Regions from separate parts of the Homo sapiens genome. Here region 1 is linked to region 2. Evidence: chromatin loops called from intact Hi-C (ENCODE). Cell type or tissue: endothelial cell of umbilical vein. All regions are shown on one strand. Each heading gives the region's core, and the rest is flanking DNA. Links, peaks and the distances in the headings are about the cores only.

Region 1 (15,645 bases), core at 5,391-9,390, 67 kb before region 2:
GACCGCAGGCACATGCCACAACACCTGGCTAATTATTATTATTATTTTTTTTTTTTAGAGACTGGGTCTTGCTTAGTTGCCCAAGCTGGAGTGCAGCAGCCCAGTCCTAGTTCACTATAACCTCAAATTCCTGGGCTCAAGACATTCCCCTGCCTCAGCCTCCCAGGTAGCTGGAACTACAGGTGTATGCCACCACACCAGGCTAATTTTTTCATTTTATTTTTGTTCTTATTTTTGAGGAAATGGGGTCTCCCTGTGTTACAACTTTTCGTTCTCTTTCTGTAAAACCCATCATTCATTCAGCAAATATTTATGAAATACCTGTTATGTGTCTGGCAACTGAGAAAGGTGCTACATGGAGACAAATAAAGTGAAGCCCAAAGTGTAAGCTCTACCAGTGACGCAAAGGACGACCCCATCTTCTTCTTCAAAACCCAATTTAGCCTCCCAAGGGCAGCTAGGCAGCCTTCTCCACTGCTGATAGTTTCACCTGTATGAGCCTCTCTGAAGTAACAGAATGCTGCCTGGCCACATGGATGGATGTGCTTGATTCCTCTCTCCCATCCCCATTTTAACATGTCCCCAGCTGAACTCCTGAGAGTTCCTTCACAACCCATTTTATCCCCAACCCAGACAGTAGCAGCTCCTTCCTTCCAGTAGCTCAGGCCAAAAGTCTCCCAGTCGTCCCTGCCTTTTTACTTCTCAGACCACATATGCAATCACTCATGAAATCTTTTTGACTCTACATTCAAAAAATATCCAGAATCCAAGCACTTATCACCACCTCCCCTGCCAATACCCTGGTCCAAGCCACCATGCCCTCTCTCCTGGTCACTGCAGTGCTGTCCCTCCTCACTGGTCTTCCCGCTCTGCGCTTGCCCTCAGGCAATCAGGCAATCTGTTCCTAACCTTCTCGGGGGAGTAGGAGCAGCACTCCCAACCTAAAATTGCAACCTCTCACTCCAACACTTTCTGTTGCTCTTTCCTGCCTTATTTTTATCCGTTGCACTTATCAATACCTACATGCCACAAATCAACTTATCTTGTTTAGTGATGGGCTTCCCCACGTGAATGTATATTCCATGAAGACAGGAATTTTTCTGTTTCCTTTCCTACCCCTTGTAGGGTGCCTGACACATGGTAGCTACTGAATAAATAGACCAGTGTGTGTTATGAGGATCTTGTGGGCTTGGTGGACTGCTTTGCTTCCTGGCTCCATCACCTAACTATCTGTGTAACCCTAGAAAGTTTCTCAACCTCTCTGAGCCTCACCTGCAAAATGGAGATAGTAATAGCAACCTTACAGGGCTGAAGGGGAAATTTAACAGGATATTCTATTTGGGGAGATTTAAAGATGATGAACGATAAAATACAGTAATGGATCGGAATTTGTTCTCCAAAAGATAGGTTGAAGTCCTAACCCTTAGTACCTCAGAATGTGATCATATTTGGAAATAGGATCATTGCAGTTGTAATTTGTTAAGATGAGGTCATACTGGAGTAGTTAGGCCCTTCATCCAATATGACTGCTGTCCTTATGAGGAGAGAAGAAGAGACAGACACACAGGGAAAAAGACCATGTGATGATGGAAGCAGAGATTGGAGCCATGCAGCTGCAAGTCAAGGACCACCAATGATTGCCAAGAGCCATCAGATGCCAGGCAAAGGCAACAAAGGATTCCACCTGGAACCTCAGAGGGAGCAGGCCCTGCTGACACCTTGATTTCAGAATTCCAGCATCTATAACTGTGAGAGCATAAACTTTTGTTGTTTAAGCCACCCAGTTTGTGGTACTTTGTTATGGCGGCCCTGGGAACTAATACAGATGCCAGTCATGATTTTACTCCAAAACCAGTTTATCCTCTGGCTTCCCTAGGTTCATTATTGTGACCTCTATCCCCACAGTTATCCAAGCTGAAAACACCTTCAAAGTATCATACGACTTTCCTGATGACATTAGTTGAATTGATAAATAGTGACTTCCACAAACTTTACTGAGTGCTTAAAATGAGTTTTTCCCTGATCTGTGGCGATGCCCGGGCCAAGCCCTTACCCTCAAGGGGCTGGGGGTGCTGGGGGTCCTGGGTGGAGGAAGAGACAGCAAACAATAACCAAATGTCATGTGTGCCAACCTAGGGGTACAAATGAAAATTTTGGGCAACATGATTCCAAAGGTTCTTTCCAGCAGTGATTATTTCATGACTCACTCCTGCCTGGAGTACTCATTAGCATGCACTTTCCTGGGAAATATTTTATGCTACTATTTAGTACAACTTAACTCTCGTATTATTTAATTTTTTTATAAGTTCTAATCTTGTATCCCAAACTAGATTTGTAGTTTCTTAAGGCAAAATCTGTTGTTAAATGTTTTGCTCTTCCTACACCACTGTCTAAGGAATGGGAACTCAGTCACTGTGTGTTCATTCATTATGAATGTCAATTACTTTCAAATAAAGAGGTACGCAGGTATCCTCTCCTCTTCCTGTTTTATCTTCCCTATATACTAAATTTTGGTGATGCAAAGTCATTTATGTCCAGAGAGGCTACTGACAGGATGGACTCCCTTTTTCTGATAATTTCTTTATAAACTTAAGCCTTTTAAAATAAGGTACTAAATAGTATGGGAGAATACTACTATTAATTGAAAAAGAGAAGGTTACAAAGTAGTATACACAAAATATATCCAAATTTTAATAGAGAACATGTGAGAGATGAAGAAATATGTAACTGGAACATTGCAGATGTTACCAGTCTACAGTTATGCTGTCACACTGGTATTTCTATGCCATAGTTTCTGTTCTGGCTTCCGACCTGCAGATGCAGAATCTGCAACTCCCCTTTAAGAGTCCTTCCAAAAGGGACCTTCACGTGTGCTCACATCTCTTGGGTGTAGTCACTGCACGGCTTCCAGCATGTTCTCCTGCTCCTGCTTCCCAGACCTTGCCCACTGCTGGTGAAGGCATGTGAAGGACTGGTAATGCCCAGCAGGGGAGATGCCAATGTCTGCCCTCAGTGGGCTCCACCCCTGAAACCACAGAACTTTTCTCCTTGTGGTATGATTATAAGTTATTTTAATTTTTTCTTTGTTCTTTTGATATTTTCCAAATTTTCTAGATTATTCGTTTTATCATCTGAAAAAAAAGGAAGTAAAAACATCTGCAACAAGTTTGCAAGATAGCCAAGCAGCTGCTATTGTGAACAGCTGCAAAAGAAGTCAGAGAGCAGAATGAAAAAATCACAGGGTGAAGGTGGTGGTCATTGCATTGCAAAGCTGATACACATAAAATGCTGCCGGATATCTCAGGTAAGTTCTAGGAAGTACCAGAATCTGCCAGGGCCGCATCATTGTTTTAAATTAAGAGTGGAGAACACAAAGTGAAACTGACTCTTGATTGGCATGTTGCCTGACGAGATTCAAGATTCACGAAGTCATTTATTTCAGGGTAAAAAAAAAAAATGTAAGCCATTTATGTGTACCAATAGCTTTGGAATTAACCAAAACCTCATAGGCAAAGCCATAGGAATCATCACAGGCAGCCTAATGAAAACATCTGCTGAATAGAGGAAGTTGACCAGAAACTTAATAAGACATCAGACCGTGTTACAAAGAGAACACAGAGTATCAGTGTGGAAAAACTGATAGTGTTGCGTGCATTAATGAGCAAATTATTCTCACTGCCTTTGGTGGGAACACTCTGTCAACAGCAGTGGCTGAAGCATCAAAGGCAAGAGGAGGCAAGTCGAATTTTAGAATAATCATAGTTCATGAAAAAAGTGGCAAAACTAATTTTAATATAACTTTTAAATTAAAGATAATGTGTTCAAATAAGGTGAGTATGAGTCACATTTGTTTTATGTCTCCCTAGAAAATAGGCACCAAGAAATCAAGGCTGTGATGTATATATTAAATAATAATAATTCAGCAAGGTGAGTTTGCTGAATTCAAAAGTGAGTTTGCTTTAAAAGGTATAGAATGACAGTTTCCAAAGATGCATGTACATAAAATTATGTGCAGTAGAGAGAGGAATTTCGTGTAGTACAAGAAAGAACATAATTATACCTGATAAGACAATAGAGATATTTACTTTAAACCTGATAAGAAATAAAACATTTTTTACAGTATATACTCTGTCACATTCACTGTTTGGGCAATTTTTATGGAAAGCCACTAACTGAAATAAAAATATAAAGAAATTTAAAACTCATTTTAATGAAAGTATTTTTCTACAAACACCCAAAAAGGAATAAAAACTATGAAGATGATTACTCTGTATGTACAAAAATTCTAGCAGCTTAGATTCCAAGTGCATTTCCTTAAATTGTGTTATATTGCAAAACAAAAAAGGAATGAGGTAAGAAAGAACAGATGTGTCCAAGAGAAGAAATAATTTTAAGAAACTGCAAGAACATATTGATCTGCATTTTAAAGTAGCCATCTAAGGAAAACAGATAATTTCATATTTTAATTTTCTTTTTTGCTCATCAAATCTGATATAAATACCATCTCCTGCACACAGTAATCTCACATCTATAAAATATTCATGTAGCAGCATTAAGAGGGAATCTCCAAGAATTTAATGTGAGTGAGAATCTAGAACACTTTAAACCTAAAGTGCTTTCCCATGTAGGAAGCACTTGAGATAGTCACCTAATTCATAGCTCATTCTTAATCTGGGCCAGCATGCCCCAGAAGAGGCACCTTGCTGAGCTCAGCACAACTACACTGCTACCTCCAGCTCCAGCCATCCTGGGAGTCCTTCTCTCCTCAGCCTCCTCGATTTTTAGTTACAGGACCTAGGGCAATTTTAGGTGATTCAGACTTGATTTGAGGTGAAGACTCCTTTTTCTCAAAAGGAGCCTTTTCTATTCATTCTTGAACCACTGAAATACACCTGAAGGATGGGCAGAGCACAGACCCCAGCCCCTTCTCATGCCAGAGGTGCCCGGAAGGATTCTAGGAGCAAAGCTGGAACGACCTTGACCCAGGGCAATGAGCTAGACTTAGGAGTCAGTTATTAATTGACTTGAAGTTTAGAGGATAGTTTGTAGGATAAGAACACATTTTCCCTGACTTCCCTAATTCTCTAATGTTCTAAAGTTCTGTACATCCAGCCAGAGCCCCCAGTTTCTGTCTCTAACCCATCCACCTTGCTTGCAGCCCTTTTGTGCATATCTGACCAGTCACCTCTATCCCCCACCATGGCCGTTCCACGTCTTCACCCAAGGCTGCCTAGCAGACAACTAATTTTTTTTTCAGGGACCTTGTCTATATAAACAATGTGATTTTCATGTATTATAAAATGCATGGGCTCATGTGAGGTATAGTGATTTATCAGTGAAGACTTAGAACAATGGGTAGAGAAAAGGCATTTATTTATTTGTACTCGTTTCTTGTCCAATCAGTACTTGTGAAGAGTCATGATCCTGGGTCTTATGTGAGTGAGTCACCTCAAATTAGCATCATTCCGGTGGCCCAATCCCACATGATCCAAGAAAAAAAGATCATGGCAGACAGCAAAGGGTATTCACTTGAGAGGCTGCTCTCCTGTAGTACCCCAGGATAGCCCCATGGGCGCGAGCTCCGAGCTCCTTGGTCATCTGGCGAATCCCTTGTGTGGGGAATGGGGTTGAGTTTTGGAGAGCGCCCGAAAGGGGAGAACCATGGGACCCACAAGAGTCCAATCAGGGCTCACAAGCCCCACCCAAAGAGCACTGCAGCCTCTCCCAGGCACCAGAAGGGTGGCCTTAGACATTTTTGAGGAAGTTGCTTCAAAAAGCATTGAAGTGTTGCCAGGTCCGAGCAAGCACTTGGCGTGTTCTGGTCTAAGACAGTACCACCCTCCTCATTCCCTTTAAGACTGTCTGACCCATTTCTGATTCTCTCTCTCAATAATAATCTAGACCACGGCAGTCCAATAGGAATAGAAAGTGAACCACGTATAAAACTTTAAATTTACTAGCAGCTGAATTTTTAAAATGTAAAAAGAAACAGGTGAAATTACTTCTTATAATATGCTCTATTTCACCCAAGGTATAGTCAATATTCATTGTCCACTGATTCTGTATTTGCAAATTCATCTACTCATAAAAATGTGTTTGTAACCCCAAAATCAATACCTGCAGCATTTTTGTGTCCATTTGCCGACATGCAGAGTGGTGAAAAGCTTGAGTCGCCCAACATGCACGCTCCCAGCTGAGGTCCAGCAAGGCGGTGCGCTGCCTCTTGTTTCAACTCTCGTGCTGTAAGCAAGCGTCCTTTTTAGGGTCTAGGTAGTGCCATGTTTTCTACATTTTTGTGCTCCTTTTTAGTCTCCGAGCATACTGCTGAAGTACTGTCCGGGATTCCTAAGCTGTGAAGGCTCCTAAGCACAAGAAGGCTGTGATGTACCTTATGGAGAAAATACGTGTGTTGGAGAAGCTTCATTCAGGCATGAGTTATAGTACTGTTGACTGTCAGTTCAGTGTTAATAAATCAACAAGATAGATTAAATAAGTTGTCTTTAAACAGAAACATGAAAAACAAAGTTACATGTTGATCAGTTGATGAAAATGTTGTGACAGAGGCTTGCTGTAGGAACCTAGCCTTGTATTTCCTCTTGGAGTGATGGGTAAGTATTCACTAATTCAGTGTTCACAGTGACTTGATAGAACATAATTCACTCCCTGGAAAAATGAAAATAGATTGCATCATCACTTCAACAAGTAATTAATACATACAATTATTAATGAGACATATTACACTTTTTTGTACAAGTCTTTAAAACATGATGTGCATTTTGCACCTAGAGTGCATCTCCTGCATACTGGCCACATTTAAACTGCTCAGTAGTCACCTGTGGTGAGCAGCTACCATACTGGGCAGTAAATATCTAGCCTAAGACTCCGCAAAGGCGTCAATGCCACCAGGCAGAGCTCCTCGCCCACTGCCAGCCACACAGCTGTCCCTCCACAGGGCTCTAGACCTCTTCCTTGCCCTCTCTCCAGGGAAGCTGTCCCCAGCACTGTCTTTCCCTCTTGTATCTGTTTTGTCTCTCCACTGGCTGTTCATTCTCAGTGTATAAATGTACTTGTCTTCCAGTTTTAAAAAACAAAGAAAGAAACGAGGGACTTTAGGTGTTGTTCCAGCTTTCATGTACACAGCACTTCTGAGCATCATTCCTCTGACGTGCCATTTGTGTATCCATCCATCATCTTCCCTGGATAGCCTCAGGGCAGTGGCCATTTTTCTATTTACATTTCATTCAATCAGTAAATATTTACTATATCAAACATCTTCTACGCACCTGGCACTGTGACAGGCCCAAGGATACTGTGATGAGCAAACCCAGAAGTGCCTGTGCCCTGGCGAAACCTACCGACCAATGGATGAGTCAGACATTCAAATAAACCCTCAAGTAAATGAGTAAGTTCAAGCTGTGCTAAGTACTAGGAAGGAGCACATGGGGTCTGAGAACTTGGAACAAGGACGTCTGATCTAGTTTGGGGGATCGGACTTCCCCAAAACTAGAAAGTTGAGCTGAATCAGAGTTAATCCACCAGTCTAAGATCAACTCACCAAAGTGAAACCTTCAAGAATTAAGAGAGTTTATTTCATCACTGAATCTCCAGCACCTACATCAGTGCCTGGCATGTAGTAGGTCCTCAATAAATATTTATGAGCAAATGGATTAACTATGCAAAAAAAAGAGAGAGAAAAAAAGACAGAAGAGAGGGAAAGAGAGCATCCTGATGATGCTAGGAAAATAGCATGTGCAAAGATCCTGTGGCAGGAGGCAGCATGATACATACAAGAGACTCACAGGCCAGTGGGGGAGGGCAAAAAGAGTAAGAGAGAGGGTGGAATGAGATGAGGCTAGGAAGATGGGGAGGAGCATACCATGAATGCATCACAGGCCACCTTAAAGATCTTTTTCTTCAACTTAAGAGACATTGATTTTTAAGGGGGGAAGAGGAACAAGGAATGGCATGAACAGAGTTGACTTCAGTGTAGAGAATGAGGAGGAGAGCTGGGCAGACCAGAGAGTCCTGTCAAGAAATAGATGGCCAGGCGCCGTGGCTCACACCTGTTATTCCAGCACTTTGGGAGGCAGGTGAATTGCTTGAGGTCAGAAGTTCAAGAAGTTCAATACCAGCCTGGCCATCATGGTGAAACTCCATCTCTACTAAAGATACAAAAGAATCAGCCAGCCATGGTGGCACACACCTGTAATCCCAGCTACTCGGGAGGCTGAGGCATGAGGATCGCTTGAGCCTGGGAAGTGGAGGTTGCAGTGAGCTGAGATCATGCCACTGCACTCCTGTCTGGGTGACAGAGCAAGACTGTCTCAAAGAAAAAAAGAAAAGAAAAGAAAGAAAGAAGAGATAATGACAGTAGCTCCAAGTGGGATGGTGGCTAAAGATGGGAGAAAGTGATAAATTCGAGAAATATATAAAAAATAAAACCAACAAGAGTTTGGGAAGCGACTAGCTAAGAGAAGTGGCAGGGAGAGACGCCAAAGATGACCACTTAGTGTCTGGCTTGTGCCAAGCGGATGGATGGTGGGGCATTGTCAGAGGAAAAAATGGAAAGAAGAACAATAGTTTTAGGGGATGAATCATGAGTTTGGTTTTGAAGGTGTTGGGTTTGTGATACCTTTGAAACAGTCAAGCAGTAATAACTGTGCTATGAGTTTGGAATTCAAAGAAGTCCCAGGTAAAGATATGAATTTGGAAGCTATGGTGTAAAATCGTCATTAAGGCCCAGTATCTGGCACATGGTAGGTGTTTAATAAATATTTGTTTAATGAGTGATTTGGGCGGGGGAGGGCCTAAGAATCCGTTTTATTACAACGCGTGGAGTTCATAGCAACTAGGGACTCATAAACAGAAATATCTAAGTATACCTCTAAAGTTCTATTTTCCATAGAAGGTTAACTGTACAAACAATTTAAATAACATTTAATCTTCTCCAAATCCATAACATTATTTTATGTTACAGCTTATTTTTAATTATATTTCTTGGTTTTTAATGGTTTCTGGCATCACTTGAGATAAAAGTTACATTAAAGATGGAATCTCATTTATTACATATCACTTTATCTTATCATCTAAGCACTTAGAAAATACTTTTCTCCAGCAATTAATTTTCGTTTTTCTCTCTGTTCTTGTGGCACATGCAATTTTCTATCTAAAGTTATAAAGTCTCATTATCTTGTGTTCATAAATCAAATTAGGCTCATATACCACCGGAAAGAACATGTTCAAATAAAACGTCTGGAAAGAGTAGAGCCTTAAGAAGTGTTTATTAAATAGAATTGGGTTGAGACCCCACAGGTGTTTTTCCCTTTTGTTTTACTTACTTGTTTATTCCTTTTGATCCTTGCAACCAGTCCCTTTCCACTTCCCTCATCAAACATTCTAGTGCGCTTTCAAAAATTCTGGGCATGAATTCCTCTGAAATGTGCATTTGTCGTTTTGTGTGGATTTATTTTTAATTCATATAAATGGAAATATGATACGTATCTCAAACTGCTTCTTACCGTTTCTGAGGCAGCACTGTAATTTTAAGGTCGATCCATGTTGCTATATGGAAATTGAATCTATTGCTTCTAACCATGGCATGGTTTTCCATGGCTGCTCACCCCCTCACCTTCTACCCATCCCGATGGTGGACATTGGATTGCATCCACAACCTGTTGCCACTGACAGCCTGCAACCAACACCCTTGCACATGTTCCCTTATGAGCCTATAGTGAGAATATCCCAAGGAGCACCCTAGGGTGGAATGGCTCCACTTAATTGGACTGAGTGGTGTCACTACCTCCCAGATGTCTGTCCCAGTCTATTCTCCCACCAGCAGGTAAAAGGGTGCCAAACCTCACACCCTTTCCAACAGGAGCCATCAGCCAGCTCTCTGACTATGGCCAAATTAATGGGTACAAAGGGATATTTCATCATTGAATTGCATTTCTCTTATTAGTAATGCTTTTGAACATCTCTTCATATGTTTACTCACACAGAATGTTTTCTGTAAACTGTCTCTCCTTTACATTGACCATTTTTCTGGTGGGGTATCTTGTTGTTGTTGATATGCAGCAGCAAGCTCCTTGGTATATTCCAGATATTAATCTCTTGTCAGGTTTAGACATTACTAATATCTTACCCCTTTGTGTCACCTGTGATCTATGGGACTACGAATAGTTTATCTTATAATTTTATCCGGAATTTTTTTTTTTTTTTTTTTGAGACAGGGTCTCACTCTGTCTCCCAGGCTGGAGTGCAGTGGCGCGATCTCGGCTCACTGCAAGCTCCGCCTCCCCAGTTCACGCCATTCTCCTGCCTCAGCCTCCTGAGTAGCTGGGACTACAGGCGCCCACCACCACGCCAGGCTAAGTTTTGTATTTTTAGTAGAGAGGGGTTTCCCCGTGTTAGCCAGGATGGTCTCGAACTCCTGACCTCGTGATCCGCCCGCCTCAGCCTCCCAAAGTGCTGGGATTACAGGCATAAGCCACTGTGCCCGGCCTCTGGAATTATTAAATCTAATAAGATAAACATAAACTTTGCCAACAGTAAAACTTGTATTTTCCGTGATGCTTGTTCCCTCTCTTTAAACTAGTTAACATAATTGGTGCACATAGAACTGTCTGACATAGATTAAGCAGTCAATGCATGTCATTGTTATCACTGCTGTATGTAATTTGAGTGTATGTTTCTCATATCTCATAGGAAATTATCTCAAATGACCTAAATAGCATAGCTGCCTTATGATATACCTAAATGATTCAAATTAAGGTCACTGTGCTCTCTTTCTCAGTAAAGATGTTTCAGAGTTACTTAATGATATTATTAGAAGACAAGAAAAAAATAAGAGAAACATGGACCACAGTTCACTACACTGACTCGTGTATGATCTTTAAGGACCTGGGGGTTATTTATAGATGACACAGAAATTACAGGATCTTTAAACTTTTAGAAAGACTGGATGCCGTATGGAAGAATTTCAGTTTCTCTGGAATTATTTTCATTGCTTTCCTCTCTTTCATTGTCACACTTCTGTGTCACTTTATGGTGGCCTTCTATTTCCTTACTCTGGATGGTGAGAGTCACTTTCATGTTAAGGAAGCTCACAGGTGATGTGATCCTTTCCTCCCTTGGAATCCCCAGGTAAATACTGTCACAATTCAATTTCTGGAAACACAGCCAGTCATGGAGGCCTGAGGTACCCAGAGGAAGCTCTTCCCGCAGGCGTTGCTAGTGCTGCCCCGTACCTCCCGGTCAGGACTCCGAGGTCGTAGCATGCCCTGCTCTGCACCTTCTCTATCATGACAGAAACACTTGCAATCATAGGGCAGTCGGGGAAGGTGTCGAACAGAGACAATGACAGACATGCATGTGTGCTTCTGTGAACTGCAGCACGGTTATCTCACCCGGGGCCTTCTGACCATCCCATTGCAGGCTCAAACGGATGTGGGCACAGAACAAAGGGCTTTTTAAAAAATTTTTTTTCAAAGACTTATTTTAATTAATTAAATGTAAATAAGCAAATGAATCGGTTGTGATGTCAACGTCAGGAAATTATTTTGTACCTAGATTTTCTACCTAGATTTCCTATTTCTATAATTCTCGAGATATTGTAATTCAGCAGGAGAGTGGTATCTGATATATATATATATAATTTTTTATTAATCATTTCATTTACCCAGAACTGTTTTCTTCTCCATGCTGCTTCCTTATATACACAGACACACACACACACACACACACACACACACATATATGTCAGCAGACATCCGAATGTAAATTTTCCCTTTACATTTGGAGAATGTCATATGGAAGTTGAGAGATTTGCTAGCATAAGTAGCTAAATAGCTTTCATGTAAACAATAGTTACTTCTCAATTCTTTTCCACATGTCATTAATACCATTTCGTCTAACAAATTTTTAACCACAAGATATTATTAAAACAATTCTATGTTCACAGTGATGCAGTACGATGCCATTCATATTGACGATTTTTTTCCCTCAAGGTTGCACATGTAACCATTTCCTTAGAAGTAAGCATGACTTACCTCCTTTTAATCCAAAAAAAAAAAGAAACTGCTCTGAACAACTAAATGGGGCATTAGTGCTTTTTAAATGATTTTCAGTGTTTTCTTTTTCCAGATTAGAGCACTGTTACCTTATGAATCAAAACATGAAAGAAAGGGTTCAACGTTAGCAGTGAACTTTGTTTTAACACATTGATTATGTTTTCTTAGTGGTTTTGTCAACTTCAGCCATCTGTTGCCAAACTGTGAGGACCACGTATTTCTGTGTAAGTGAAGGAGCAATCCATCTAACCATCACGTGTGCAAGACCAACTACCTAAAAATCTGTAAGAATGGATCAAAGTCAAACTGAAGTCAGAAAACTAACATTTAGCAACTGTCTTAGAAGTGTATTTGCAAACGTCTTTACAGTATGTTATTTGTACTGTGTGACTGGGAATAACCATGAGACTGAATAGATACATTCAGCCTTGTTTAATCTAAATATTCCTTCATGGTTTCTTCAGCCTGTCTCTACTCTACAAATGGAATCCTATGTTGAGCAATGAGCTAGGCCAACCGAGTCTCACCCTCAATCCACAAGCTCATAGTTGGGGCCACTGGAATTCAGTGCTTGACTTAGGGAAAAAATATTGTGAAGACTATGAAGTGTAGCTTCATCAGTTCCCACCTCCTCTTTTACAAGAAATGACCTCAACAACTAACTCATCAGATAAAGTTAACAATTTAACTGTACCACCCACCCTTCTGCAACTTAAGGAGTGTCTTTTTGAAAAAATAAGATGCTTTCACCCAAAGGAATGCACGAATGGAAGCATTTCTAATAGTAGGGCTTCTTTATAAAGAATCAGGATTTCGCTCCTTTGCATTTGCTCACCCTGGCTGCTTGCTTTGTTCGCAGTTAAATGCTTGGTGCCTCAGGATCAGACTCAACTTTTGAATGCCTTTTCTAGCTCTTCCCCCATGCTCTGCCAACAGGCTGGATGCCTGTCTATCCCATCTCATCTTCTATGGCTGTTCTAGAAAATGCATTTCTTTGTTTATAAGAGCTTATTTTACATCAGTGAGTGAAATCACATCGAAGCCTCTCTAAAAGGGCAACCTTCCAGGATTGAGAAAGGATGCGCTGTGCACAGTGCTGGGTGGTGCTTTCTTTAGAAGAGGACAAATCAGCAGGGGCAGGACCAGGGAGAAGCAGGGGAGGTATCCACACCTAGGGTGCAAAATTTAAGGAGGCACTGACTCTCAGTGCCAACTCTACACTTGCGCAACCCTGAAAGTGAGCGCCTCCTTAAATATGGGCCAAGGCCCATCACTCCCCTCACCCTGTGGCTTCACTATCTTTTCTTCTTCTTGCCCCTTTTATCTGTTCTGTTCTTGTAAAATTGGCTTTCCAGGTCATCTAGTTGTAGACCTAGTGGGTCTACACCCTGATACAAATCATTTTAAAAGCGCTAGATGGCAACTGTGGGAGACTCTTTTGACAAATAAAGTGAGCTTCATTGTTTGACTAGAAGACTGGAATTTTTACTTACATGCATTCTTCCTAAAAACTTGACGAAAAGTTGACTGATTTTTATCAATTTTTTCATCCTTCAAAATCACTTCAGAGAGGTTTTTGTTCATTTTCCACATGGCTATATGTGTCACCACCTTGAAATAAAATGACAGATAAAAAGATGTCCAGTAGTCACAGGGCTGTGATGGCCTAGGAGGTCCTGGTCAGTCTGGTGCTGTTCGTCTGCTGCTGCTTGGAGGTGGAGGTGGAGCGAGAGGAAGCCATGTCAATCCACGTGGGCAGGGCAGCAAGTGTCATCCAGGCTCTGTGTTCACACAGTCTTCAAAGCTGGGGAAGTTCACTGGAGGTGAAGAGGGACTATTCTTAGTGCCTAGCAAAATCTCTGGGGCTTCTCCCATGAGTGCCAGCTATTCTGTTTTCAAACACAGATCCAGTCCTTCTGGCCTACTGTGTGCCCAGGAGGCTGGCCTCTCTGTGCGGCAACTTTCCACTCTTGGCCATGACATCAGGTTGGGTTCAGCCAATGGGAGGTCAGAGCATGGGATGAGAAAAAGATAAGGCTGTTTCTCCCACTGCTCCTTGTTTCAGTTATACTCTGACTATGGTTACCTCCTTCTTCAGTGACAGCCCCTGCCGGGTGGTCCCTCCAGGACTCCAGCCCTCCTGGGCGCTGATCAAATGGTTTTTTCTCCTCGCTGCTTCAGACCTCCAGGTGGTAACAGCTTCCTGTTGATGCTAGTTCCTTGAGGATCTTACTATGCCTGGTTAATTCCCTTTATTCTGCCTACATTTCTGTAAGTAGTCACTTTTGGGTTAAACTATTTTGAGTAGAATTCCCTTTCTTGCTGGAAGCCCAACTGAAATAGAAGATGACATGTATTTTTTAATAGCTATATAGAATAAATTGTCTTAATTTCCCACTAAAGAAAAAAGAAAGCAAAGCACTAATCTGAGTTCACCTTACAAAATGTATGAATTCACTGAAGAAAGTAAATGTAAATCTAGGAAAGGAGCTCTATTAGTCACAAGTCTCCAGAGAAACAGAACCAATAGGTTGTATATGTGTGTGTATATACACGCATACACACACAGCACACACACACACAGACACACACATACATGCACACACAACACACACTCACAGAAACACACACAACACACACACCACACACACACAGACACACACAGACACAATACACACACACAACACACACACAACACACACACAGAAACACACACGCGCATACACGCACACACACAACACACAGAAACACACACAACACACGGACACATACACCACACACACACAGAAACTCACACAGACACACACACACACGCAGAAACACAGACACACACACTCACAGAAACACAGATACACACACACAGACACACAAACACATACGTACACACACAACACACACACAGACACACCTCACAACACACACACAGAAACAGACACACACATATGCGCACACACAACACACACATTCACAGAAACACACACACAAAGAAACAAAGACAGACACAGACACACACACACATACAGCAAGCCAGAGAGAGAAATTTATTATAAGGAATTGGCTCGCATAATTATGGAAGCTGACAAGCCCACCATCTGTAGTGTGGGCAGCAGCACTGGAGACCCAGGAGAGCTGGGGTGCACATAAAGTCCAAAGGCAGCCTGCTGGAGAAGTCCCTCTCTCTGGGAGATGCAGGTCTTATTGTTCTATTCAGGACTGTAGCTGAATGAATGAGGCCCATCCCCTCTATAGGGGGCAATCTGCTGGACCTAAAGTTCACTGAATTAAATAATAATCTCATTCAAAAGTACTTTCTAAGTCGACACATAAAATTAACCATCTCCAGAACCTAGATAATTCAATAACTATACAGAGATCCTCAATGATCCAGGGTAATTGGATTGATAAAGAACTATTTTTAGTGTTGTTACGCTACATAGCATCTTAAATTTAGCTAGCAGTTTCCTCTGCTTTTGATCACATGGGGACACATTTTCTTTCTTGATCATTTCATTTGCCAAGACCTGTGTAAAAGAAGTGTTTTCTTGTTCATCTGAGTACAAGGAAACCCAAACATAAA
Region 2 (15,645 bases), core at 7,605-11,604:
TAGACATATGAATCAATGGTACAAAAATAGAGTCCAGAAATAGATCCACACTTATATGATCAATTTCTTTACAAAGATGCTAGGGTAACTCAATAGGGAAAGGATAGTCTTTTTAATATGTGATGCTACAAAATTGGATATCCATATGGGGTAAAAAATGAACCTTGACTCTTACCTCACACCATGCATAAAAATTAATTTGAACTGGATGATAAACCTAAATGTAAAAGCTAAAGTAGGATATAATCTTTGTTTTTGTTTTATTGTTGTTGTTAATTTTTAATTTGTTTATTTTAGAGTCAGGGACTCACCCTGCTGCCCAGGATGGAATGCAGTAGTGCAATATGTCACTGTAACCTCGAACTCCTGGGGTCAAGCAATCCTCCCGCCTCATAATCCAAAGTAGGACTAAAGGTGCATGCCTCTACACCAGCTAATATTTTTACTTTTTGTAGAGACAGAAGCTTGCTATGTTGTCCAGGTTTATCTTGAACTCCTGGCCCCAAGTGAACCTTCCACCTCGGCCTCCCAAAGTGCTGGAATTATAGGCATGAGCCACCACATCCAGCCCAGGCAAGCTTTGTTACCTTAAGGTAGGCAATGATTACTTAGATATAACATGCACACAAAAATACAAACCATAGAAGAAAAATTGAATACTCTGGACTTCACCAAAATAAAATACTTGGGCTTATTAAATGGTATCATTAAGAAAATGAAAATGCAAGTCACAAAATGGGAGGAAATTTTTGTAAAACATATCGGCAAAGGATTTGAACTCAGAATATCTCAAGAATTCTGCAACATGACAATAAGTAGATGAACAACTCAATTAAAAATTGAGCTAAAGATTGAATGGAGACTTCACAAAAAAGTCATACTAATGGCCAACGAGTACATGAAGAGATGCTCAGCATCACTAGCTATCAGAGATGTGAAAATTTAAACCATGAGACACCTCCAGCCACACATTAGAATAGCTAAAATTAAAATAAATGGCAATATCAAGTACTGGGGAGGATTTAAAGCAACTGTAAATTTCATGCGCTGTTGGCGGAAGAGCAAAATGCTACAGCCACTTTGGCAGACAGTTGATAGTTTCCTATAAAATTAAACATCCCATATGACCTAGAAATTCCATTTCAAGGTATTTACCCAAGAGAAATAAAAGCATAGGTGCACACACTGTACATGAATCTTTATAGCATCACTATTAATTATAGCTCCAAGCTGAAAAGAGTTCAAATGTCTATCAACTGGCAAATGAAATTCTATTCAGTAATATAAAGGAGCAAACTATGAATATACATGTGATACTAAATAAATCTTAAAAACATTATGCAAGGGGAAATAAGCCAGACACAAAAGGCTGTATACTATATGAGTCTGTTTTTATGTAACTCAATAAAAGGCAAAAAACCTATGACAGAAAGCAAATCAGTGATTGTCTGAGGCCAGAGAGGGAGGTCAGGGTTGCCTACAATGTTGGGGTGATAGAAATGTTCCATATGTCGATTATGGTGGTGGTTACATGGATACACATTAGCCAAAGCTTCTTAGACCACACACTTAAAATGAACAAATTTTACTGTATGTAAATTATACCTCATATAACATAATAAATATAATAAAGCTGTTAAAAATAAAATATATGCATACATATGCACAAAAATGAACCCAATCAGTAATCACAGTGGCTATCACTTATTGAATGTATGTTAAATGATAGCTACTTCACATGCATTATCTGTAACCTCACAGCTTTGCAAGATAGGTATGAAACCTACTTTCCAGATGAAAAAATAAAATATAATAAACTGAGCTGCAGAGATGTTCAGTGACCTGCACACAGTCACACAGCTGGTAGGCGGCTGAGCCAGTGTTCAAATGCAGGTTGGTGTGTCTGCTGCATATGCCCATTTCACTGTCTGTCCCCCGGTTTGGGGAAGCCAGAGTGGCAACAGGACAGCTTGGGGGAGCTTCAGGCCTATAGCCTGAGGCCCTGCCTTGAATGCAGTCAGAACGTAAGGAAGCTGCAGTCCTTATCTGCCAGGCAGCTTATTGAGACCCCAGAGATGGAAACCTCAGAGAACATATGTTTTTCCTTGAGCAGTACACAGGGAATGTATGTGCTTAATCTTCCATTCCAATGTCCAAATTCTGCAGCCTGTGTCTCATCTGTCACAGCAAAAGCTGACAAGACAATTGTAATGCCAGCATCATGAAACGTCCCTGAATTCTTGTGGGGAGATAGAAAGACTACCATTTAGACACAAGAGTGAGGACTAGTGCTTCAGCATCAAACAGAAAGAACACCTTCTCTAAGTGCCACAGGCACTGCAACTGTGATTCTCCCCTTGCTTTGATCTTTTTTCTGTGACAGGAGCGATTCACATTCTACAGCTGAAACTCCTGTAATCATAGCAACCACTAACTGAGCGTTTGCTGTGTGGTTCACACTTCGCACCCATTATCTTATTTATTCAACACAACCAGTCTGTGAAGTACACACAACTATTAGTTCAGTCTTACAGATGAACTGAGTCTCAGAAAGATTAAGATTTCCACCAGGTGTCCAGCCTCCTACACGTCGCTAAGTGCTTTAGGGAAAATGGGCCCCAGCTCCAGCCCTAAGCGGTGTATCAAGATAAGTTTACGCCAATTGTGGTAGCTCCTTTTCCCTTCCAGGGTGAGGCTTGGGCAGAGGCAGTTCTGGCCAATGAGACATGAAAGAAAGTTGGCTGAAGGGATTCTGGAAAAGTTTTCTTGCTAATGCAATGAGAACTTGAGAAGAAATACTTGGAGAACAAAACATTTTTGCATTTCTGCTCCATGTCTGGGTCCATGGCAGCCACCTTGGGACCAAGAGGAGATCCCAGCTGGCATGCTGAGGATGGTAGAACCACACAGAAGGAGAGAAAGAAAATGCTGGGCCTGTGAAGATGCTGCTGAACTTCTGAATAACCACCCCTGCAACTGGCCATATTATTTAAGAGCACTGTGTCTGGATTTTTTGTTACTTGCAGCCTAAAGCATCCTATCTGGTTTCATCCTTTCTCTCTGCACTTTGAGAAGCACCTAATAAAATTAGGCTGTGAAGTTTGTCCTGGCTTTGCTCATTTATTAAGACAATCTGGGTTGCACTGTGATTTTGGACTAATGGTTTGTGATATGATTGGCACTGTTTGTACTCTTCCTGGTATTTCTAACATTCTGCAGCTTTGATGAGCTGCTTACGGAAGAGAATCAAATGCTGTGGACTTCAACCAGCCCTTTACTGGTAACTCTGTCCTTTTGTCTGCTTCAGGCCCCAGGTGCTCTCTTCCACATGCCAGCCCCACATCCCCACACCCCACAACCAAGGGTCCTGTGGCTGTCAGGATTTATCAACTAATCCCTATTTAGGTATTCACTGATCAATAATGTGTTTAAGGTCTGAAGCTTTCCAGAGATTTTGTATTTTGCAAGTAATGTCCAAAATTAGAAAGAAAAAACAAGCTGAACCCAAAAGAATCAAGCTAAGATGCCAGCCCCTGTACGCGCAACCAAGAAAAACGTCCATACAGATCAAACTCCTTAGGACTTGTTCTCACCTTCCGTCCTTAAAGGTCTCTGGGTAACCCCATTTTCTTTCTCCTACTTCAACTATTTTGGTTTCTTCTTTTTAATTTTTTTTTCTTTTAGGGACAGGATCTCACTCTGTCATCAAAGCTGGAGTTCAGTGGTACCATTATAGCTCACTACAGCCTCAAACTCCTGGGTTCAAGTGATCTTCCTGCCTCAGCCTCCCAAGTAGGCAGGACTACAGGCATGTACCATCATGCCCAGCTAATTTTAAAAAAAATTTTATTATTGTAGAGACTTGATCTTGCTATCCTGGCCTGGCTGGTGTTGAATTCCTGGACTCAAGTCATCCTCCTGCCTCGGCCCCTCCAAGTGCTGGGATTACAGCATGAGCCACCATGCCCAACTCACTTGCATCTTAACCAGCTGCTTTCTTGGTGCTGATGGCCCTGCCCCATGAGAGTAAGTCTTCTTAAATCTTTTTAAATCTTGAACTTCTATTTTCATCTAGGCTCCCCACCTTACTTCACTTCCACTGGCACCTACTAACTCCCACTTTCCACAGTCCTGATAAAAATAATAGACCTCTGGGGGCAGCTGAGCAGCCTCTTGAGTCACTTTATTGGCACGGCGGCCAAGATCTCCTAAGACCGTCTTCTCTAGAAGCAGCTTAGCTTGAATTACACCATGCCTTGGGGGACTGTAGCTGCAAGCTGCATCTAGATAGTGGGACTCTTCCAGACTCAAGAGGAAAAAACAATCTCAGCTGGTGCAATTTGTCTCGCTTTGATTTTGTCCCTGTGCTGCATTCCCAAAGGCACCAGCATCTCCAGCTTACCAAAAATGCAGGTGATGGAATTTTTCAATGTTGACTTGGCCTGCAATTGAGACTGAGCCAGTTGTAGACACAGTCCTTGATGTGGCCCTGCTCCTGCTTACTGTCTGCCATCACTCAGTTTACTTTTCTGTATGCCGTGTGTCACTACAGCAGAGGCTTCTACCATCCTTCCTTAGCAATAGAAATCTGATGTTATTAGAGATGTCAATATTACCAACTAAAATACTACATTGTTTGGCCCCTTAGCAATGGAATATGGCCATGTCACCAAGCTCTGCCTTGCCTTAGCCTGGGTTCCCAAGAAAACAGAACCTGACATAAAACTATATGTGCTACTAATTTGTTGGAGAATGCAATCCCAGGAAAGCAGAGGTGAGGGACAGGGGAAGTAAAGCAGGGGAGGAGAGAGAGCCTATATGAGGATATGTTACTAAGCTGGACAGTGCAACTGACTGCTTAATTTCACGGGGCCCCGCCCCAAAAGGCAACTGAACTACTGGAGGTGGGGGCTGGAGGGGAGAAGAGCTTATCTCATTCACACTGACTGCTCTCATCTCCCCTTAGCCAAAGCTCCACCTGTGAAGCAACAACTCATCTGCCTTTCTGGATCATGCTAGCATGGGTGTCACGTGGACTCTCTGTGGCTCCTCAGGTCTCAGCAACAATAGGGAAACCTTGGAACAAGATACGCAGGATGCAGGCAGGAGGCAAGGTGCTGTCGGGCTGGATCAGAGTCCATGCAGGGGTGGCTGAGTGGCCAAGGGCCACAGAGGTGGGTGAGGTCAACAAAAGGCCAGTGAGAGTCGTCTGGAACATGGCCAGTGGTGGGGTGTGACTTCTGGAAAGTTTTTTTAAAAGAAGACCAGCCCCTCTTCCTCCTGCTTCCTCCCTGGAATGGAGACATGATGGCTGCTGAAGCTCCTTCCATCTTGCACCATGAGGTGAGTTTGAGGATGAAAGCCAGCGACCAAAGATGAAGAGCAAGAAGTCTCAAGGAGCCTGGGTCCTTGGCACTGCACAGCGCCACTGGGCTCATGTCATCATCCATCCTTCTAATATGGCAGAAAAAATAAGCTTCTAATTTGCTTAAGGGACTCTCACTGGGTGTCTGTGACTAGTAGCTGAATGCAATATCTAAACGACGCAATCACTGTCTGAAAACATCCTTTTTTGTTTCTCTTTTTTAACCTATGGGCCAATAAAATAACATAAGCCCTTCTTTAAGAGAGGAAAATATGAAATCAGACACAATTTGAACAGAGTCAGCTTTAATGAAACGATGAAGCAAATCACTTGGAGTTAAAGTGCTTTTGTTTATTCCAGTGCTATTCTATAAAATGCCTTGCTCTGTGCTGATAAGGAAGCTGAATTAATGGCTTAGTGAACTAAACAATTTGAAAAAACGATTTGCTAACTAATCAGATTGAAGCAAAGGGCTCAAGTCACATAAATTTGACTCTTCTCTTTCCTCCTTCATAAGTCAGAGGTTCCTTCCCTGCTATCAAATGCAAAGAGATAAGGGCCCTCTTACAAAATTATTTTGCTACAAAGCCCATCTTTACCCTATTAAAATGTATGCTTCCTGTGTTTATGGAGGTCAAAGTTTGTGAAACAATGTTTGAGTTAATAGTGGGAAATGAGGAAACATGGCGAATGTAAGTTTAGGGATAACATAGGAATTTAACTTAATGTTAATTTTTGTGTATATAACTAGCTTAAAATGAACTCACTATTTTTCTTTCCCATTTCCTGTCTTCAGTTGAGTTGTTTGTTTTATACTTACTACACAAATTATAGTTGAACTTTTGATATTTTTAAGGAAGCTATTACTATGTATTAAATGAGTGCTGCAGTTATTTTAACAAGCTGGAATCAAATAATAATGCACCTGACAGGTTGGAAACCCACGTCTATGTGATATTTCATTCTTCCACACTACTTCAGCATCCCCCTACAAGAAAAGCCCTCGTATTTGTATAGAAAATCGCCCTCAACCCCCAAGAATGTCCATTCCCTTACAGGATATCTCTAATCAACTGTTACAATTTTTTCCCATAGGGCCTTCCCACAGATTCATCATTCTTCTCAATACAGAGCTCAGGGTGGCATTCACCAATCAACTGGCATTTCCATGAAAGATGACACCTATTTGCCATCCCTGATACACCTGTGCATGTGTATGTGTGTTTTTAAATCATTAAATTATAAACTGTAAAAGAGAGACATGAGAATACATCCATCTTACTTCACTAAAACTTGTTACCTGAGGCTGCGTGCAGTGGCTCACACCTGTAATCCCAGCATTTTGGAAGGCTGAGGCTGGAGGATTGATTGAGGCCAGGAGTTCAAGACCAGCCTGGGCAAAATAGTGAGGGTCCATCTCTACAAAAAAATTTTAAAAATTAGCCAAGTGTGGTGGCATTCACCTGTAGTTTTAGCTACCCAAGAGGCTGAGGTGGGAGGATCGCTTCAGCCCAGGAGGCCAAGGCTGCAGTGAGCCGTGATAGCAACACCGCACTGCAGCCTGGGTGACAGAGAAAGATCCTGTCTCTTAAAAAATAATTTTTTTTAACCTGACTTATCAGAAGATGATCCAGCTAACCCATCAGTACTTATGAACAAGTTCTATAGAAATATCCATCTCCAGGGGCCTCTATTGTGCCCCTCAGACCAGTCCGTAGCTGATTACTGTCCACCGACTCTAAGGCAGAGTCCACAACCACCATAATTGTATGCAACTCCTAACATATTTGTTCACAAGGTTATTCAAAATGTAATGTGTTTATGAATAAATAGGCATGGCCAAGAATCATACTTGTCCTGTGAAATACTTACCTGAGGAGCTCAGGCCTAAGGTTTATCAGTAAGGAAACCATTGTAATCTTGGATGGAATATCCAAGAAGCTAAGAGGCCCATTCTTATTTTGTCATAGCAAAGAGTTGCCCCGTAAAATAGGAGAACAGATTCCATTTTAGGGCCAACCTTCTGCGGTCATGACCATAGAACACAAAATGTAAATAAACTGGCAGTGTTGCCAGGCCTCCAGTCGCAGAGGTCCCTCAGCATTCTGAAAGTGATTGATTTCAATCTTTCTGTAGTTCTTCATCAAGCTTCAGTTTGTTATTGTGGTTGTTGTTTCTCTAAGCGTATAATACCTTTCCAGGGCAGGAGTGGTTTAACTCAACAGTATGTTCCGGGATCTAGTCACAAAAATGAAATCTACAAATATATCAGCATTGGACCCTGGAATGGATACAAAAGGGTCAGGGAGCCTCCTGGAGTCCATTAGGATCTGATTGTCCCCAGCCCCCAATCCACTTCATACATCAGTAAACATGTCCCAAACAGACAAGTCAGTGCCCACTCAGGGTCTCCCGACTCAATCGATTCTAAGTGCTTTCCAAGATACTTCTCATGTTTTTAAAATGAGGTATAAATTGAATAAAAATCTCAATGGGCCTTTTCCAGTTTTAACTTCATGTGTGCTGCTTTAACTTGAAAAGAATTTCTTTCCTCCTATTTGAGTCTTTGAAACTAGAAACAAAGGGGGTGTTACCCAAGTTTTCCAGGAAAAAATGTGATTCAAGAAGGGGTTGTATGTATTATCTTCAGAATATGAGAATGTACACAACACATATTACACATACGCATACAAAATACACACTAACACACCCACAATTATTGTGAACAATTATACACTATGTTTTCATATTTTATATATGCATGTGGCTGTATATGAATATTTGAGCTTTTTTAAAATGTCAGAACACAGCTTTTTGGTCATCTTTTTGGCATTGGAAATGGGCATTTGGCTCAGCCTGAGGGTAAGGCTGGTCCTCCCCAGGGTGAGATGCAAACCTCTTCCTTGAAAACTGCACTTGACCAGAGTGGAAAACCTGCAGCCACTCAGTCTTCACACAGCTGGAATTGTTCTTCCTTTTCCCAGCGACGTCTGCAAAATGAGCGCCAGGCCTCTGAGCACCACCGTGCCTGCCACCCCTGTGGGCCCTTCCTCCTCCCCACAGGGCCCTCAGGACACTCCTAAGTCAAAAGAAGACCCCTGAACACCTCGCAGGGAAGTGGGGAGGCAGAGTTCAGGACACAGCCTACCGTCTGTATCTGATAATATTGGGTGGCATGCAGGCCGTGGTTACAAGGCACGTGAGACAAGCCAGCACACCAGGGTCTTCACTTTTAGTCCTAAAGCCAATCATCCTCTAAAAGGGGACCCTCATTCCCTGAGAGACTGCTTGTCCTTGTTTAGTCCTGGTATTAACTGAGGTCTGACTGCTGGGAAGGCACATCTTCTCACGCCAGGCTAGCTCGCGTTCAGTATGGCTTCTCTCCTCCAGCCATGGACTGAATCAGCTAATTATTTCCCATCATAACCTACCCATTGTGGGTAGTCCAGGGGTCCAGCAGCACCAGATGTTCACCCTGGCTTGACTACAGGAGAAAACATGAGGGCCTCCCCTCCTTTTCCCGCAGCATAAAGGGAGAAACATCCGCAATGGCTCTTGATCCTTTCAGGACCCCTCAGCACCCCACGGAAAAAAAGTTGCTGCAACATTTGTAAAGTCTCTTCCCTTTAGAGGAACTGCCTTTGGGTACTAATAATTTATGCATCATTCTCTTTGCAAGCACATACTTAAATAAACACACCAAAAGTGGGAATTAGAGCAAGAGAGACAACCCCAACCCCCATAACCTCCCACCCCCACACCCCCACCCAACCCCCTTGTCTGGAATTCTGGCTTCTTGTCTAATTTGTTATTCTTAATAAAAAATTACTCACAGGAAGAGTGAATACCAAGACTCTCCCCTTGGGTTGGTTTTAGTACTTTTTTAATTTGACAGATAAAGCAGTTAGCAATTCAAGAGAGAGCTGAGCAGTTTCGATTCCCTCACCCACTTTATTGATTCATAACAGTATTCACATTTACACAGTTCATGGTATTCTGAAATCATTTGTAAGCCCTTAGTTGTTATCATCCCTCAAGGGTCACCTTGCTTTGTAAGCCAACAAACACCATTGTAGACAGGAAGTGAATAATTTAAAGCGATAGAGTGAGTCAGAAACAGAATCAGAAACAGGAATTTTGTCAGTTTTAAAATTCTGGGGCTATCTACTATGTAGACTTGGAAGGATAGTCAGAGTGGTAACTGGGTGGGGAGTTGACATGCATGTGACTCTTTATAATCAGGATGACAAACTTCCAGCAAAATTATGAATTTTGCCTCACTGTGAATCATTCATTCATTTATTCAGCAACCGTGGGCTGGGCACCTACTCTGCACCAAGTACTGTGTTAAATACTAAAAATGCAAAAGTACATAGTCTAATAAAAGAAAGAGACATGAAGTCACAGTGACTTTGAAGTAAGCTCAGTACCTGCTATAAGAGAGGAAAGAAGCTCCCCATCTATCCTCTTTTATTGAGTGGCTGGGACTCGCAAATCAAAATGAGAAAAGATTAACATGAGGAAAAAACAGAATTTATTTATATATGCAATAGATGTACTCATTGGAGAACAGTGATGAGTAACTCAATGGGATGTTAGAATGTGGAGCTTATATACCATCTTAACAAAAGGCAATAAATTTATGGAGAAATGACAAAGCAAGCAAAAGGGGATTGGGACTTCTAGGGGTGGTAAATTGTGGAAAGGTAAATATATGGGGAAAATTAATGGATGATAAGAGTTATTTTGGTAATGTTTGTTTGTGCAGACCCAACCTGGTGCCCTCTTTGTCTCTAGTGATAATTGTCGTTTCTCAACTCTGGATATGGGAAAAGGAAAGGGGAACAACTTCACCAAGGGAAATTCATATTCTGCCTTAAGTTAGGAAAAGGGAGGATAGAAAGCTTTTCCTCCATTTGCTGCTTCTCAATCACCTTCAGCTTAAAATTATTCTTAAGCCAAAGTGGCATCTTCAAGGTTGGCATATTCTGATCCCCTGCATTGCAATCTATTCATAGTATTATGGGAACAGCCTTAGGAAGACTCAGTTCTCCCTGGGGGAGGAAGAGAGTGGTTGATGAATATTCTCCGAGGAAGGGACAGTTGAGCCAGTCATGGGCAGTAAGTTTTTTAAGTAGAAAAATGAGGGAAATACATGCCACGCAATAAGAACTACCTAAGCAAAGGCAGAGCAGTGTGTGAGAACTTGGGCCACTGGGCTATGTTGTGCGGGGAGGGCTACTACACATCGGGAACCAGAGTAGGCTCTTGGGACACAGGACAGTCTCCTGGCGGTGGGTGGTAGGCAAGGAGTAAGAATGAATGAAGACAGGCAATAAGAAGCCAGAGAGGAAAAAGTAATATTGCAGAGGGCTGAGAAAAGATCAAGAAACAAGAAAGGAACAGCAACTAGTTTTCTGACCCTTCAGAAAGAGTTAGATTAGGGAAGAAATAAAAAGAGATTCTGCTGACTCTTTCTCCTACACACACAGCTGGCCTCAATCCTGATTCTTTAACAAAGCAAAAAAGGAAATACAATAGCATCTTCTATCACCTCTTATTATTGAAGTAGAATTTAATTTTTAAAAATATGATTCATGGGGTAAATTACTACTTTCCATTTTTCCAAGAAAACCCATTTTAGAGGTTGACCTTGATTTCTACCTATTCAATAAAAGTGAATTTTACTCTACGCTGAAATCCCTAGGAAGCAAGCCAAATGTGTCCCACTGCTCATCGTTGTCAAAAGTGACTGGGCTAATGATGCATGTAGAAGAGAGAAGAGCTGGATTTGCATGCCATGTTCTCATCACAGTTTGTTTTGCAGACTCTAGGCATATGGGGGAAAAAATGTTTTTAAGGAAAATAAGTGATGATGTCCCTGGCTGAGTTTGGTATAACTTAGATCTGTGCCTGCATATTCCAAACAAGAAGGCTAGTGTGGTAAGAGCTTAGAAAGGATGGTGGCAGCCAGAAAGGAATCAGAGTAGACGCGAGGGGACTCTGCAGATTGTAGGAGAGAGCCATGTGGATGTCTGGGAAGTGATAAGGAGTGGGGGGAGTCAAGTTGGAATCCACAGGACTTGCTTGAGGATTGGGATGTGGGTGTGAGAGAAAGGGAAGAACCACTTGAGTCCTTTGCCAACCCTCCCTCTTCTGCCCAACTTTAGGATATGGAAAGGGCCATGGGTCTCTTCTCTTCTCCATGCACACACTCTCTAGAGGTGATTCCATCTTATCTCAGGCTTTACGTACTACCTGTGTTCCAAACTGAGACCTGAATGCCTTCTTGATAGCTCCATTTGGATACATAATAGTCCACCTCAAATACAATATGCTCAAATGGAACTCTTAACCACTGGTCCTCACCCCACCATGAAGCCTCCTCCTATAGCCTCCCTTGTCTTGGTTAGAGAGGCCCTATATACATGGTTAAGAGCACAGGGTTCTGCATCTAGCCTGTCTGGGTTCAAATCCCAGCTCAGCCACTTGCTGGTTATCAGACATTAGACAATTTGCTTAACATCTCTGTGCTTCAACTGTAGAATGGAGGGATAGTAACGGAACCTGCATGCTATGGTCTGAATGTTTATGTCCCCCAAAATTTCCTCTGTTGCAATCCTACCTTCCAAGGGGATGGTATTAGGAGACAGAACCTATGGAACATGATTAGGTCCATGAGGACAGAGCCCTCATAACCAGGATTAATGTCCTTATAAAAGAAACTCCAGAGAACTTGTTTCCCCTTTTACCATGCAAGGACACAGTAAAGGCACCATCTATGAACCAGAAAGCAAGCCCTCACCAGACACTAAATCCACCAGCACCTTGAGGTTGGACTTCCCAGCCTCCAGAGCTGTGAGTAATACATTTCTGTTGTTTATAAGCCATCTCCTGTCTATGGTATTTTGGTATAGTCGCCTGAACATGCTGAAACACTACATCATGGCATGGTTGTGAGGATCCAATGATTTAATCTTTACAAAATACTCAGAACAATGGCTGGCACATGGTGAAGCCCAGTGTATTTTCTACTATGTTTATGCCACTATGCCCAGTTGCTCATGCTCTGAAATCATCCCTGAAATACCATTCACTCAAAAAAAAAGAGGTTTGTCCAATAAAAGTAAAATTATGTCTCAAGAGGGCTACACCCATTATGTAATTATTATCTAGTTATGTGAGTTAGGGCAATGGAAAGAGCATGTTATTTGGAATCAGATAAAAACTGATTCCAAATCTTCCTTCTACTGCTTACAATCTGGTGTCCTTGGAAAGCTATTTAAAATTTCTAAGCCTCAGAATTCTCATACTTAAAATAGGAAAAATATTGTGTATCCTTCAGGGTTCTTGTAAACTTTAAATAGCATAATGTATATAAAGCTTCAGCTCAGTGCCAGATAATAGCTACTATTATTAAGATCAAGGATTTGGCTTTCTGAGCTTCAAAGTAGTCTTGTAGCATCAAAAAAAAAAAAAAAAAAGGAAGCAATTGACAATAGATTCCTCTCTAAAAGATCCATTGGTCATTTGGGAAAACAAAAAGGCAAAAGCCTTTTGGGAAGCCCCACACTGCTGCCAGAGCGAGGAGGCAGCCTGGGACTGTGACATGGGCCAAGGTAAGGGTAGTGTGGGAGACAGTCAAGCCTCCGATTACAGGTGCCATTTCCCAGGGGTCACCTTAGTCATCAGCCCAGACCCCAGGGCCAGGGCACACTGTGAACCCATTTTCAACTGTCTGCCTCCAGTTCTCAAGAGCAGAACAAAACCATTAGTGTTTAATATTTAAACAAAAACCTTTTATTATTAGTCACTTTAAGCCCGAGTGATGATTATTAAAACATAATGGATAGGGTCTTATTTTTAAAGCTTGATTTTTAATGACGGAGATAGAAATCAGAACTAAAAAAAGATTGAGCTCCCTTGTTCTCTAGAGAGTGTTCTTTCTTCAGGTCAGAGCCTTGGGGAGATTTCCTGGCTCCTCTAAAAGCTGGAGCTGCCTTTCTCACCCCAGAAATCTGTCTCTTTACATATGTAGGCAGAAGAGTGTCCCCAGGAAGAACCTGGACACTTCCCACATGGCACACTAGGCTGACTTCCCACATGTGGGAACTTAGGGCCACGGCCAAGGTAAGAAGCCAGTGCTGCTACCAGCCGCCAGCCACAGCTCCTGAGCCCTCGGCCATGGGACATCTGACCTGCCCTGTGGCAGACGACTCCAGGTACAGGGTCCCAGGTATTTGGAATAAGCTTATATTTTTATGGCTGGTCACTTCTGGGGGGTTTTGTGAAGTTGGTTGATTCTTCTTTATTTACTAGGACAACAGAGCCTGCTCCACACACTGGAACCAGAGGTGGATGAGGACTGAAGGAGGAAGAGGAGAAGGCAGAGGGCCTGGCCCAGCCTCTTCACTCCGCCGACCCTTGCAGGTGTCAGTTCAAAGTCCTGAGTGGAGCTCCCGGATGACTGCACAACCAGGGGCCAAGCAGATTAGCCGACTCCAGTGGAGCAGGCTAGAGACCTATAACTGGGAGTGGGGGAATCCCTTGAATTATAAAATCAAAAAATATAAAATTCCAGGCCAGGCATGGTGCCTCATGCCTGTAATCCCAACACTTTAGGAGGCCAAAGTAGGAGAACTGCTTGAGCTCAGGAATTTGAGACCAGCCTGGGCAACCCCATCTCTACCAAATAGATAATATATGTAATATATGTATAACTTATACATATAAATATTATATATATGTTATAACTGTACTCCTAGGAGTTATATATATTACATATAGTTTTATATATATATATTTCTATATATAGAGCTACATATATATTTTATGTATAATAGTTTATATATTATATATAACTCCTAGGAATATAGTTATAACATATGTACAGTTGTTATAACATATATACAGGAATACAGCTATAACATATATAAATATATAACATATATTACTATATATGTTATCTATCTGTAAATATTATCTATATATTACTATATATGTTATCTATCTGTAAATATTATCTATATAGAGCTATATGTGTGTAACTGTATTTTATATATATGCATAACTCCTAGGAATACATTTATAACACATATGTATAAATATAATATATAGTTTTATATATATATAACTGCTAGGAATACAGTTTAATAAGTCATGTGCATGACATGTGAAGAAAATAAGAAAATTCTATTGAGAAACATAAGATGTTTGACTGCAGGGAAAACTACATCCTCTTTTTTAACATGTACTATATATTGTAAAAATAACAATTCTTTGAAATAAAACTAAATTTAATGCAAATCCAAATCAAAAATCATTTGGGACTTTTTTCTTTGTTATGGAAAAAAATTTATTTCAAATTTCTTCTGAATGAATAAGCATGCATAAATAGCCAGGCAAATTAATGAGAGAGCATTTGTCCTATTGGATATTATAAGCATACAAGTATAAACATTAAACCATTATATAATAACAGAAAGCCCAATAGCACAGAATCCATAATTCAGAAACAGACTCATGTGTGTGTGAGAACTTGATATATGATCAAGGTGGACTATCAACAAAATGGGTTGGATAAACTGACTAATCATTTGGAAAAAATAGAAATAACAAATCTCTATGCCCAAATTAAGCTTCAGAAGGAGCAAATACCTAGACATAAAAATATACATTTTTATTAAAGTACTGAAATAAAACTTAGGTAATTGATTTATAATCTTAGCACACAACTTTTTAGATGGTCACTTGACCCTATGTATTAGTATTTTAAAGTTTGAATCAACAATTCCATTCGTGGGATTTTTTTTCCCCCGAAGCCATAATGGGTCAAGGTGACAGAGAAAGATATACAAGTCTGGTCATTAAGCATTTTTGTAATGGTGAAAAATTGGAAACAACTTAAATGTTGATTAAATAAATTATAGCATACCCATACAATGAAACCCAAACAGCCAATTAGAATAATGATATATCACCACACTGATACTCCATTGCCTGAGCACTGTTGGTAGGAAAGCCTGCTCCTGTTACAGCCCTGACAGCAGTTTATGTCTATGCCTGCTGATCCATCCTCACCAACACCAGGGGGTGTTGTTCACATGCTTGTTATCTAGAGCTGTCCTTTCTGCCCATCAACAGACAGTTCTGCCCATGGGCACAGGCAATTGGTCTCAACTGCGCATGGTTTGCCCTGTAATGCCCTCCAAATGACCAGCTGAAAAGATTGATAGTCTAGAGCAGAGGACCTGCGGCACCTGATCCACAGACCAGACAGT

The links. Peaks named below come from ENCODE experiments on the same cell type or tissue, not always from the same donor. Only the 100,000 strongest peaks of a DNase experiment are listed, where the experiment ranks them.
Region 1: a loop joins it to region 2, with 8 times the contacts of the local background. A loop is called at or near these places in 1 of 110 quality-filtered maps.

Annotation. Positions count from the first base shown.
Region 1 is chr13:32,976,710-32,992,354 of GRCh38, reverse strand. No RefSeq gene overlaps it. Among named protein-coding and RNA genes, the nearest start is that of KL, 32 kb to the left of the region's middle. In endothelial cell of umbilical vein, for the core only: no CTCF peak of the experiment used is centred there; no DNase peak of the experiment used is centred there.
Region 2 is chr13:32,911,518-32,927,162 of GRCh38, reverse strand. It overlaps LINC00423 (long intergenic non-protein coding RNA 423), which reads left to right and starts at 15,511. Exons shown (of 5, transcript NR_047020.1): 1 at 15,511-15,645. In endothelial cell of umbilical vein, for the core only: no CTCF peak of the experiment used is centred there; a DNase peak (open chromatin) is centred at 9,442.